Regions from separate parts of the Homo sapiens genome. Here region 2 is linked to region 1. A link is an interaction called in ENCODE POLR2A ChIA-PET data of the cell type or tissue named here. Cell type or tissue: GM12878. All regions are shown on one strand. Each heading gives the region's core, and the rest is flanking DNA. Links, peaks and the distances in the headings are about the cores only.

Region 1 (6,096 bases), core at 1,125-5,124:
GGCTAAGAAAAGAGAATCACTTGAACCTGGGAGGCAGAGGTTGCAGTGAGCCAAGATCGCACCACTGCACTCCAGCCCAGGCAACAGAGCAAGGCTCAGTCTCAAAAAAAAAAAAAAAAAGTGTAAGACAGTATACTGAAAACTACAAAACATTGTTGAAAGAAATTTTAAAAGACTTAACAATGAAGAAATAAATGGAAAGACATCCCATGTTCATAGATTGGTAAACTTACTACTTTTAAGATTCCAACACTCTTCAATTGATCTACGGAGTCAATGTAATTGCTAGCAGAATTCCAACTGCCTTTTTGTGTAAAAGTTGACAAATTGATCCTAAAATCCATCTGGAAACGCAAATGCCCCAGGATAGCCAGAAAATCTTGAAAAAGAAGAACAACATTTGATGACATACTTCCTGATTTCAAAACTTACTACAAAGCTATGGTAATCAAGGCCATGTAGTACTGGCATAAAGATAATTATATAGCTCAATAGGATACAATTGAAAGTCCAGAAATAAGCACTTACATTATAGTCCATTGATTTTTGACTAGGATTCCAAGACAATTCAGTGGGGGAAAGAATGGTCTTTTTAACAAATGATGCTTAGACAACTGGATATCCACATGCAAAAGAATAAAGTTGGACCCTTACCTTACACCAAATGCAAAAATTAACTCAAAGGGTCATAACCTAAATTTAAGAACTAAAAAACCTTTTAGAAGAAAACGGGTAAATCTTTGTGACCTTTGGGTTAGGCAAAGCCTTCTTAGACATAACATCAAAAGCATGAATGACAAAAGAAAAAAATTGGATAAATTGGATTTTATCAAAGTTGGAAACTTTTATGCTTCAAAGTGGCATCAATAAAGTGAAAAGACAACCCTCAGAATGGAAGAAAATCTGCGAATCATATATACAATGGGGTCTTGTATCTAGAATATGCAAAGAACACTTACAACTCAACAATAAACAATAACCATTTCCCATCCTGGCTAACATGGTGAAACCCCGTCTCTACTAAAAATACAAAAAATTAGCCGGGCGTGGTGGCGGGCGCCTGTGGTCCCAGCTACTCCGGAGGCTGAGGCAGGAGAATGGCGTGAACGTGGGAGGCGGAGCTTACAGTGAGCCGAGATCGTGCCACTGCATTCCAGCCCGGGCGACAGAGCGAGACCCTGTCTCAAAAAAAAAAAAAAAAAAAGAAAATAACCATTTCTCCAAAGAAGGTATACAACTGACCAACAAGTACATGAAAAAATGCACATCATTCGGGAGGCGGAGCTTGCAGTGAGCCGAGATTGCGCCACTGCACTACAGCCTGGGCAACAGAGCAAGACTCCATCTCAAAAAAAAAAAAAATGCACATCATTAGTCATTAGGGAAATGCAAATCAAAACCACAATGAGATACCACTTCATACCCGCTAGGATTACTGTAAGCCAAAAGTCTGACCATATCAAGTGTTGGATAGAATGTGAAGGAACTGTAACCTTCATATGCCACTGATGGGAATGTAAAATGGTGCCACTCCTTGGTAAAACAGTCTGGGAATTACTCAAAATGTTCAACACAGAGTTGCCATATGACCCAGCAATTCCACTCCTAGGTATGTACTCCCAGAGAATTGAAAACATATGTCCTCACGAAAACTTGGTACATGAATGTTCATAGCAACATTATTTATCTCTTAGAATTAGAAAACAGTTTTGTAACTAACTCCAAATGAAATAAATCAGTCAAAGATTACCAATGCTAAAACCGTTTGGTAAATGTTGAATGGGAGCTGAATATCCACAGTGCCAAAATATCACCCTATAGGTTACTTGCTAGTCATAAAAATAGAAAATGTCATAATTGACTATCTGGTTGTTTTCACCTTAACCCAGTAATCAAACTTAACATTACTAGTGGGAAATTATACTGCTGAAGGACAGAATACAGGTTGGACCACTTGGAAAGCAGCTGAAATATTGAAAACTCTTTTTTTTTTTTTCCAAGACAGAGTCTTGCTCTGTCGCCCAGGCTGGAGTGCAGTGGCGTGATCTCGGCTCACTGCAACCTCTGCCTCCCGGGTTTAAATGATTCTCCTGCCTCAGTCTCCAGAGTAGCTGGGATTACAAGCGCACGCCACCACACCCAGCTAATTTTTGTATTTTTAGTAGAGACGGGGTTTCACCATGTTGGGCAGGCTGGTCTCAAACTCCTGACCTCGTGATCCACCCGCCTCAGCTTCCCAAAGTGCTGGGATTACAGGCGTGAGCCACCGCACCTGGCCCATTGAAAACGTTTATGGTTAGCCTTTGATCAAGCAAGAGTGATTTACAAACAGCACCAGTTCATAAGGTGGCCAGCCATCCTTGTTTGCTTGGAACTTTTCCGGTTTTTGCATTGGAAGTCCCACATACTGAAAAATTCATCATTGGTCCCTGAGCCAGCAAAATTACTTTTGTACCCCTTCTCCAGGTTCTCACCTCCCTGCTCGAATCCTGGAATTAGGGAAGGAGGAATTGAATAACAAGGAAAAATGATAAAAAGTAATGAGACTTTGTTCCCCAGAAGTAACTGGTCCCTGAGCCAATAAAGGAGAGAAGCTTTTTTTTTTTTTTTTGAAGGAGGGATATTTTTACTTAATGAAAGCACATGTCATGAAATTTTAAAAGGCAAAAGCATCGCAAGTCATAATGAAATTCTCATTTCCTCCTTCCAAGCTTATTTATTTTCTAGCAAAATATATTGTTTCAACTCCCAGGCTTAAGGGAAATAATCTTTGATATAAGAAGTTATTGTGGAAAGTCATTAAGCTGTCATGCCCAAACCAAATGTTCATACCCCACTCCTTATCAAAGAGCACCAGAAAATGCACCCACACAAGATCCCCTGCAAGCAGAGACCATATGCTTTGTTGAAATGGTTGAGCTAAGAGATCAAAGAAGCTTTAATAGAAAACCAAAGCCATACTCAAACCATCCTGCAGCTAAAACAGAATCTCAGCATGTCAAAGCAGAAAGGAAAATCAGCATGAAAAGATATTTTATTTAACACTCACAGGACGCTGCCTAGGAACCAGGCACTATTCCAGGCACCGTCCAAGTGTTCACTCATCGAATCCCTGCTGCAAACTGTGAGGCAGGTGGTATTAGCTCAGTCATCCCCATTTCACAGATGGGGAAACTGAGGGACGGAGCACTTAAGTCCTGTGCACCCAGGTAGCTAGATCCAGAGTCCACGACATGCATGTGACCACTCTACTACACAGCCATGTGGTTGTGGTCTAGAGGTGTTAACTAACTTGCCAGCGGTTAGCACTGAACGATTGTGTGGGTTTCATACAGGACTGCGACCCATCTTTTAAAAAAGTTCTTGCTAAGAATTACCACAAAAACAAACGTGTATGGCATCTAAAAACTAAAACAGTGCTAGGCATGGTGGCACGAGCCTGCAGTCCCAGTGACTTGGGAGGCTAAGGTGGGAGGATCTCCTGAGGCCAGGACTTCCAGACCAGCCTGAGAAACATAGCAAGGTCCCATCTCTACAAATAAATACATAAACAAATAAATATAAATAAAGCATATGCAGCCTCAGCGACATTTTAGGCAGTTTAAGAACATCTCTACTCTACTATTTTTCCTTTTTTTTTTTTTTGAGACAAAGTCACTCTGTCACCCAGGCTGGAGTGCAATGGCACAATCTCGGCTTACTGCCACCTCTGCCTCCCGGGTTCAAGCGATTCCCCTGCCCCAGCCTCCTGAGTAGCTGGGACTACAGGCACGTGCCACCACACCCAGCAAATTTTGTGATTTTAGTAGAGATGGGTCTTCACCGTGCTGGCCAGGCTGTTCTCGAACAGGAGAGAAGCTTTAAATTGGATGTTGGCTTTGTTGTTGTTGTTGTTGTTGTCGATGTTTTTGGTGGGTAATAAAAATGTTCCCAAATTGGTTGTGGCAGTGGTTGCACAACTCTGTGAATATGCTAAAAACCATTGACTTGTACACTTCAAGCGGTTGAATTGCATGTAATTTCATCTTAATAAGGCTGTTTAAAAATGGATGTGAGAAAGAAGTTTCAGATTAGATTAGCCTGGACCTTTTTATACCTGAGAGAGACCAAAAAGCTGTAGGATCTGCCTTGAGATGTGGTCAAGACAAGGGAAGGGGCTGGGCGCTGTGGCTCACGCCTGTAATCCCAGCACTTTGGGAGGCCGAGGCTGGCGGATCACCTGAGGTCAGGAGTTCAAGACCAGCCTAGCCAACATGGTGAAACCCCGTCTCTACTAAAAATACAAAAATTAGCCGTGTGGCTCACGCCTGTAATCCCAGCACTTTGGGAGGCTGAGGCAGGCGGATCACGAGGTCAGGAGATCAAGACCATCCTGGCTAACATAGTGAAACCCCGTCTCTACTAAAAAGACAAAAAATTAGCCAGGCATAGTGGCACGCGCCTGTAGTCTCAGCTACTCGGGAGGTTGAGGCAGGAGAATCGCTTGAACCCAGGAGGCGGAGGTTGCAGTGAGCCGAGATCGCGCCACTGCACTCCAGCCTGGATGATAGAGCGAGACCCTGTCTCAAAAAAAAAGAAAAAAAAAGTTAGCTGGGCGTGGTGCCGCGTGCCTGTAATCCCAGCTCCTCGGGAGACTGAGGCAGGAGAATCGCTTGAACCCAGGAGGCAGAGGTTGCCACAAGCTGAGATTGTACCACTGCACTCCAGCTTGGGCAGCAGAGCGAGACTTCATCTCAAAAAAAAAAAAAAAAAAAAAGACAAGGGAAGAGAGTTTCACATGGCACAGTTGAAGACACAGGTGGGAGCAAAATACTATTTCTTATTTGTTCTCTAGTTTACGTCTTTCGGTAAACTGGCTACACTGGTTTGATTGGATATTTTTTCCCCTACAACCAAGAGTTGTGACGAAAATATTCAATCCACCCATTCCTGTGCAGATGAAAAATTTTATCCTTTAAAATCACAATGTTGTGTATTTGGATTGTATTGCTCTGGTTCCTCACAGAATTTTTTTAAAAAATATCAGACCACATTGGCATTATGCCACTAGTCTATACTGAAAATGTATTCGAGGCCAGGCACAGTGGCTCATGCCTGTAATCCCAGCTCCTTGGGAGGCTGAAGCAGGTGGATCGCTTGAGCTCAGCAGTTTGAGATGAGCCTGGGCAACATGGCAAAACCCCATCTCTACAAAAAAATACAAAAATTAGCTGGTCATGGTGGTGCGCACTTGTAGTCCCAGCTACTGGGGAGGCTGAGGTGGGAGAATCGCGTAAGCCCTAGAGATGGAGGTTGCAGTGAGCTGGAGGTTGCAGTGAGCTGAGATCACACCACTGCACTCCAGCCTGGACAATAGAGCAACACTATCTCAAAAAAAAAAATTAGAAACAGCTGTATAAAATATTTATATAGGTGTGTCATTGGAGCCCTAGAAGAGAATGTTTTTCTTAAGTGTTAGCCTGAGGAGTAGCTGGGCTTCTGAACAATTGGTTTGTATATGGAATTATATCATTATAAAGACATTTTTTTTTTTGTCTGCCTAGCTCTTTTCCTTTCTGAAGCTGCCCCTGAATAATGATGCTTTCCTGGTGCGACTGTTAATCACATAGATTTAATTCCCCTGCCCATGGGAGGGGAATTGGCTAGCCAGTCAGAATGCCTCATTCCTTTGTTCATATTCATTGGTCCAGAGCTGGGAACACAACACAAACAGGGCTGTTCAGAATCCTACGAAAGACTTTTCCTGGAGCTGTCAGGAAAGAGACACTCTTTTTGCTAGGGTTACTGGTCATGAGGACCATGTAAGTCTAGAGCTTTCGTAGCCATTTTTACCACCAAGTGGGAAGAGCCTACTTGAGAACGAAACCAACACAGTTGCAAACGTCCTAAGGATGTTGTTTGAGACTCTGAACCCATCTGCGCCTAAAGCTAGATCATTCATGGACTTTTCTATTAAATTAGCCAATACATTTTCTTTTTCATTTTTTTGTTTATACCAGTTTGATTTGGATCTCTGTCCCTTGCAACCAAAAGAAGCCTCACTGATATAGTCTCTGATTAAGTTTCCCTCCTTTCATTGGTACATAGGAAGGAAGC
Region 2 (6,096 bases), core at 871-4,870, 390 kb after region 1:
GGCGCCCGCCACCACGCCCGGCTAATTTTTTGTATTTTTAGTAGAGACGGGGTTTCACCGTTTTAGCCGGGATGGTCTCGATCTCCTGACCTTGTGATCCGCCCGCCTCGGCCTCCCAAAGTGCTGGGATTACAGGCGTGAGCCACGGCGCCCGGCCAGAGATGGGGTTTATTATCTTGTATATTCTTTACTATTGATTATGGGTAATTTTCATACCTTGTCTGCCTGAAAATAAAGTGGTAGCTAATAAGCCCCAATTTAAGGAAGAAAAGGAAAGCTGAGCTACCCACAGTCACAAACAAACCCAAAAGCTGGAAATGTGATAGCAATTTAAAAAAATTTATTTAGACTATCAGGCCAGCTATTTCCTCCAGACCAGATTATTCTGTCTATGGCCTTCTCACCCACCACAATCAAAGGCCTGAACCCTGGAGCAGAGAGGAGGCAGTTCGGGACAGGCAGAGCTTCATCCTCTCCCCACAATGTACCTTCGATTTCAGAAATGCGCTTTTCAGTTTCTTTTTCCATCACTTTCTGCTGAAACCGAATTTTTGCCACTTGTGCAATCTTCTCTGCTTCTATAATCATACAACATAAGAAGACACATTCAAAACCATTTCTACAGTACCTGAGGCACTTCGAACCAGCAGCACACAGTCTAACATTTAATTACAGAAAGTTTTATGTGCTAATTGTTTCACTAAGTTTTATCTAGTCAGACTGTAAACTACTCAAAGGAAAAAAGGGAATTTATTTCCTAATTTACTGTTCTATTTTGACAGTGCTAGTTTTGTGGGAAGAAGGAGTAAAAAAAGGTTAAAGTGCCAGTCCTTCATGCAACTCTGTAGCAACGGTCCACAAGCTAATGGGAAAAAAAGATACTTTATGAAAGTACCACAGAACAAAAACAGAGCAACATAAATGCATGGCAACACAGGACAATTAATGTGGCAGGAGAAAGAAAGAATGAGTGACATAAGTTAAACCAAGGAAGACCTTCTGGAAGTAATCTTAAAGGAAATAATGGATATGACCTAAGAAGACATGCCAGGAAGCACAGAGAAAGACAAGAAGGGCCAGTCATGGTGATTCACGCCTGTAACCCCAGCACTTTGGGAGGCTGAGGCAGGAGGATCTCTTAAGCCCAAGAGTTCAAGACCAGCTTAAGCAACACAGTGAGACCTCCATCTCTAGAAAAAATTTATAAAATTAGCCAAGCATGATGGTGCGTGCCTATAGTCCCAGCTACACAGGAGGCTGAGGCAAGAGGATCTCTTGAGCCTGGGAGGTCAAGGCTACAGTGAGCCATGATCATGCCACTGCACTCCAGCCAGCGTGACAGAGTGAGGCCCTGCCTCAAAAACAAAAACAAAAACAAAAAAAAGAAAGACAAGAAGGCACAAATGAACAAGTCACAATGGAGAGGTGATATGGAACCAGCCAACAAGCGAAGACAACATAAAATAAGAAGAGAAAGAGGGCTAGGAGACCTCTGTCTTGAGTGACAGGCTAAGGAGCTTAGTTTTACTATACTCAGGATCTACTGTTAAGTTACCATTAGGGAAATGACAGGATGAAAATGGTATCAGAAGAGGAGTATTCCAACTGCTGTAGGGAAATAAAGCAGAAAGCAGGGTGATTCATTTGAGAAGGTGAAAACAAGCATTGGGAGTGAACATGTTGGTGTGGCAAGCAAGTACATGCAGAGGAAACTCAACACCCTTAATAAACCTCTGGCCTACCCAAATGACCCAGGACAAGGAAGAAAGACTTGAATTACACTTTACATTCAATCACTGCTATTCTTAAAGAACATTCTCAATTCTCCTTTTCAGTCAAAGAAGATGGGTATTTTAGGACATCTTATCTCTGACCCCTAGAAAAAGTACATAATGGAAAGAAAACTTCCAAGTGATTTTTTTCTTTCCATAAAACAGTATGCTTTACGAACTGCTCCAGGAGATAATTCCCTCTTTCTCCACCAATGTAAAATCAATCTATATTACACCATCCAAAAACTAAACTACTATGTTCAATGGGGCTAGAAATTGAACTGTAAGCAGAAACTCAAGATAAAACATGAATAAAAGGTGAGGGATCTGAAGCCTGCAGCTAGAACCCAAAGGATGTTACCTCAACATAGGGGGACTGTTGTGGTAATCTCATTCAACAAAGCTCTGTCATGTGGGAATAAATCAATAAAAAGCACGACCAGACTTCTAGAAAAATGGTGCAAAAGGCCAAAAGGCCAGAGAGAAAACCCTTTAGCTAACAACCTCTTAAAATGCTAGATGAAATATAGCAAATTTGTTTTTTAATGCATGGCTGAGTTGTAAGAAAGAATGAGAGATCCTCAAGTAACTTAAGCCAAGGGGGAGCCGAGAGCCTGTATGGTGGTGTCCCTGGGGTGGTTATTAGACAAGAAGGGAGTGGGACCTGGGTTTTTACCCATGCAAGACCAGGAGATGAGGCCTTGTGATATTAGGACTAAGACCCTTGCATAAAACTGAGACCTCTAGAGGGCTGCAACTCTAATGAAAGGGGAACTAAAACACTCTACCAACCAGCCCAGTTAAGAAGTAACCTCTTCTCTACCTAGCCACATCACAGTGAAACTGAAGAACACCCAAATACAGACAGAAACATGTTAAAAGCAAAAAGAGAAGAAAGGCTGATTACTCAAAAGGAACAACTGGACTAACAACATACTTGTAAATAGGTGCAAGCAGCCAAACAAAATTGAAATAATACTGCCATATTGATAAGGAAAAATTAGCTTGGTTTAGAATTGTAGGCTAAATTACCATTCAAGGATAAAATAAAAGCATTTTCAGACCAAGGAGGACCGAAGATAACTTTCACTCCTTAGTCTTCACTGAAAAAAAAATTACTAGAAAAAAAAAATCACCAGAAACAATGGAGAGGAAAAAACATTACTCAACACATGTCAATCAAAATAAGTGTTTACTGTAAGGATTAATCATAATGATCATAATTGATGGGAGGATAAAGACAACATGAAACTAAAATACTACGCAATAATAAAATGTAAGACTGGAGGACAGTGATAAGAGTTAAAGCATTCTAAGGTACTGTTCAAGAAGAGGATAGAATGATTAACAACTAGTTATACATTCCAGCAATGGAATGTAAAACTTCCAATCAAGTAAAAGGAAGAAAAGAAAAGAAAATTCAATCAATTCAATACCAATCAGAAAAGGGAAAAAGAAGCAGAGAAAAATGCATGGTAAATAGCACATAATCAAATGATACAAACACATCCAAATATAGCAGTAACCACAATAAATATAAAAAGACTAAACTCACCAGTTAAAAGACAGATTCTCACATTGGATAAGATTACAAAATCCAGCTATATGCTGTTTACAAGAGACACACCTAAAACATAATGACATAGAAAAGTTGAAAGTAAAAGAATGGGAAAAGGTACACCAAGAAAATAACTAACCAAGAAAAATCTGGTATAGCTATATTATCAGGCAAAATAGCTCTTAAGTTAAAAACATATCTAGGGATAAAGATTATTACAAAACAGAAGCAATTCTCCAGGGAGATATAACAATCCTGAACCTGAATGTTCTTAATGATATAGTCCCAAAATATATAAAGAAAAAAATTACAAGTCAACAAACCCATGGTCATAGTGGGAAATTTTAACACATCCTTCTCAGTAATTGATAGGTCAAGAAGGCAAAAATTAGAAGAATACAGAAGATGTGAACAACACAATTCATAAGCCTGACCAAATGAGTATATAAAGAAACCTGCATCCAACAACCAGAGAACACAGATTCAATCTTTTCAAGCACACAGACATTTACAAAAAAGGACCGTGTACAGGTAGGCCACAAAGCAATTTTCAATAAATATTTAAGAATCCATATAACAGGTCTTATTTTCTGACTACAATGTAGTAACACTGGAAATCAACAATAAAAAGGTAGCCCCTCAAAACCCACTAAACCAGAAATTGAAGCATATACTTTTAATAATTCATGAGCCAAAGAAGAAATTAGAAGGAAAAGGTTTAGAATTAAAACTGAACACCAATATACAAAGTACATTTCAAAACCTGTGAAACATAGCTAAAGCAATCCTTAGAAGAAAATTTATAATCTTCCATGTTTCCACTAGAAAAGACTTAAACTTAACTATCCAACTCAAGAAGTTAAAAAAGAACAAATGAACTAAAAAAAAAAAAAAGATGGAAGGAAATATTTTTTAAAAAGTGTAAATAATATAATTTAAACAAAGTAACAATCAACAAAACCAAAACAAAAGCCAATTCTCTGAAAAGATAAATAAAATAAAACAGACCTCTGGCAAAATTGATACAGCAAAAGAAAAGGCACAAGAAAACAGTATTAGCAATGAAAAGGGGCACACAGATTTGGTAGAGGTTTTAAAAATCATGAGAGAATTCTACGAACAAATTTATGCCCCAAAATTTGAAATATCAGATGAAATGAACAATTTTCTATGAAAATATAATTACCAAAACTGGCTTAAAAAGAAAACATGTATCTGAATATACCTATACTCAATACAGGAATTAAATCAATAGATTAACTGTTACCACAAAAAGCAAATGAAAAAAAGCAGAAACCTCACAAGACTAAGATGGCTTTTACGAGTTCCACCAGACCTACAAAGATGAAATTATACAGATCTGATACATAATGATGTGATATACAATAGAACACAGAAAAGGAAGCCATGCTCTTCAACTCATCTTGGGGATAGTATAACCATGATACAAAAAAACCTAACACTAAAAGTATAAGAAAATTATAAGCTGATCTCATTTATGAAAATAAAGGTAAAAATTCTAAAGAAATTATCAGCAAACTATATAAAAATGTATATAATGACCTATATAATGACCAAGTGGATTGTTTGTCCCAGAAACACAAAGATAAATCTGTTAATATAATTTACCATATTAACAGCTTTAAAAACATCTCAATATATGTAGAAAAAATTTTCAGACTGGGCACAGTGGCTCACACCTGTAATCCTAGCACTTTGGAAGACTGAGGCAGGTGGATCACTTGAACTCAGGAATTCAAGACCAGCCTGGGCAACATGGTGAAACCCTGTCTCTACAGAAAATACAAAAATTACCTGGGTGTGGTGGCGTGCACTTGTAGTCTCAGCTACTCGAGAGGCTGAGGTGGGAAAATAACTTAAGCCTAGGAGGCTGAGGCTGCAGTGAACTGTGATTACACCACTGTACTCCAGCCTGGGTGGCAAAGCGAGACCCTGTCTCAAAAAAATTCTGAAAGTTTTAACAGCCATTCAAAATGAAAGCTCTCAGCAAGCAAAGTACAGATTGAAACTTTATTAACCAGTGTTAAGTACAGCAAATGTCACTGGGACTATTTAAAGTTAAGGACAAGAATACTTGTCACTTTCTTTTCTACACTGTACTTAGAAGTCATAGCCTAAAGCAGTAAGACAGGAAGAAATAAAAAGTATGTGACTTAGAAGAAAAATAAAATTGTCCTTATGTGAAGATAAGGACCTATTGTCTGAAGACCATATGATTGTTCATGGGAAATCTAAGCGACTATTAGAAATAAGAGCATCTTCAGCAATATTGCTAAATAAAAAAATCAACAGCATACTTATACAAAACCCATTAGAAAATGTGCCTTTAAAAAAGTCAATAAAAAAATAAAGGTATATAAGAACAAATCTTTAATAAATGTGCAAGAACTTTAGAAGAAAATTATGACACTTTTTAAAAGACAACTCTCCTAAATGGAGAAACAGATTTATAAGACTCAATATCATAATTTTCTCCAAATTGATGCATACATTCAATGCAATTCCAATCAAAATCCCAACACAATATTTCACAAAACTTAAGGAGCTGGTTCTAAAATTCATGTGGATGAATAAAGGGCCTAGAATAGTCCAGGATAATTTTAAATATAGTTAGGAATAGTTAACAGGTAAGAGAAATAGTTACACAACTCACTCTCCACATCGCAAGACTTAACATAAAAGCTACAATAATTAAAACAAATTAATATTGAGGAAGGAGAGACCAAAAAATTGGAAAATAATAGA

Evidence for each region. Peaks named below come from ENCODE experiments on the same cell type or tissue, not always from the same donor. Only the 100,000 strongest peaks of a DNase experiment are listed, where the experiment ranks them.
Region 2: POLR2A ChIA-PET joins it to region 1 with 10 read pairs; 1 of 35 experiments calls an interaction of 5 or more read pairs at or near these places.

What each region holds. Positions count from the first base shown.
Region 1 is chr10:99,763,213-99,769,308 of GRCh38, forward strand. No RefSeq gene overlaps it. Among named protein-coding and RNA genes, the nearest start is that of ABCC2, 16 kb to the right of the region's middle. RefSeq lists a silencer at 3,307-3,356. In GM12878, for the core only: no CTCF peak of the experiment used is centred there; DNase peaks (open chromatin) are centred at 2,739 and 3,299; H3K4me3 peaks cover 363 bases.
Region 2 is chr10:100,155,657-100,161,752 of GRCh38, forward strand. It overlaps ERLIN1 (ER lipid raft associated 1), which reads right to left. Exons shown (of 11, transcript NM_006459.4): 9 at 489-578. Among named protein-coding and RNA genes, the nearest start is that of ERLIN1, 27 kb to the right of the region's middle. RefSeq lists an enhancer at 597-646 and a silencer at 2,703-2,752. In GM12878, for the core only: a CTCF peak has its summit at 2,509 (motif pointing right); a DNase peak (open chromatin) is centred at 2,575; H3K4me3 peaks cover 210 bases; H3K27ac peaks cover 1,941 bases.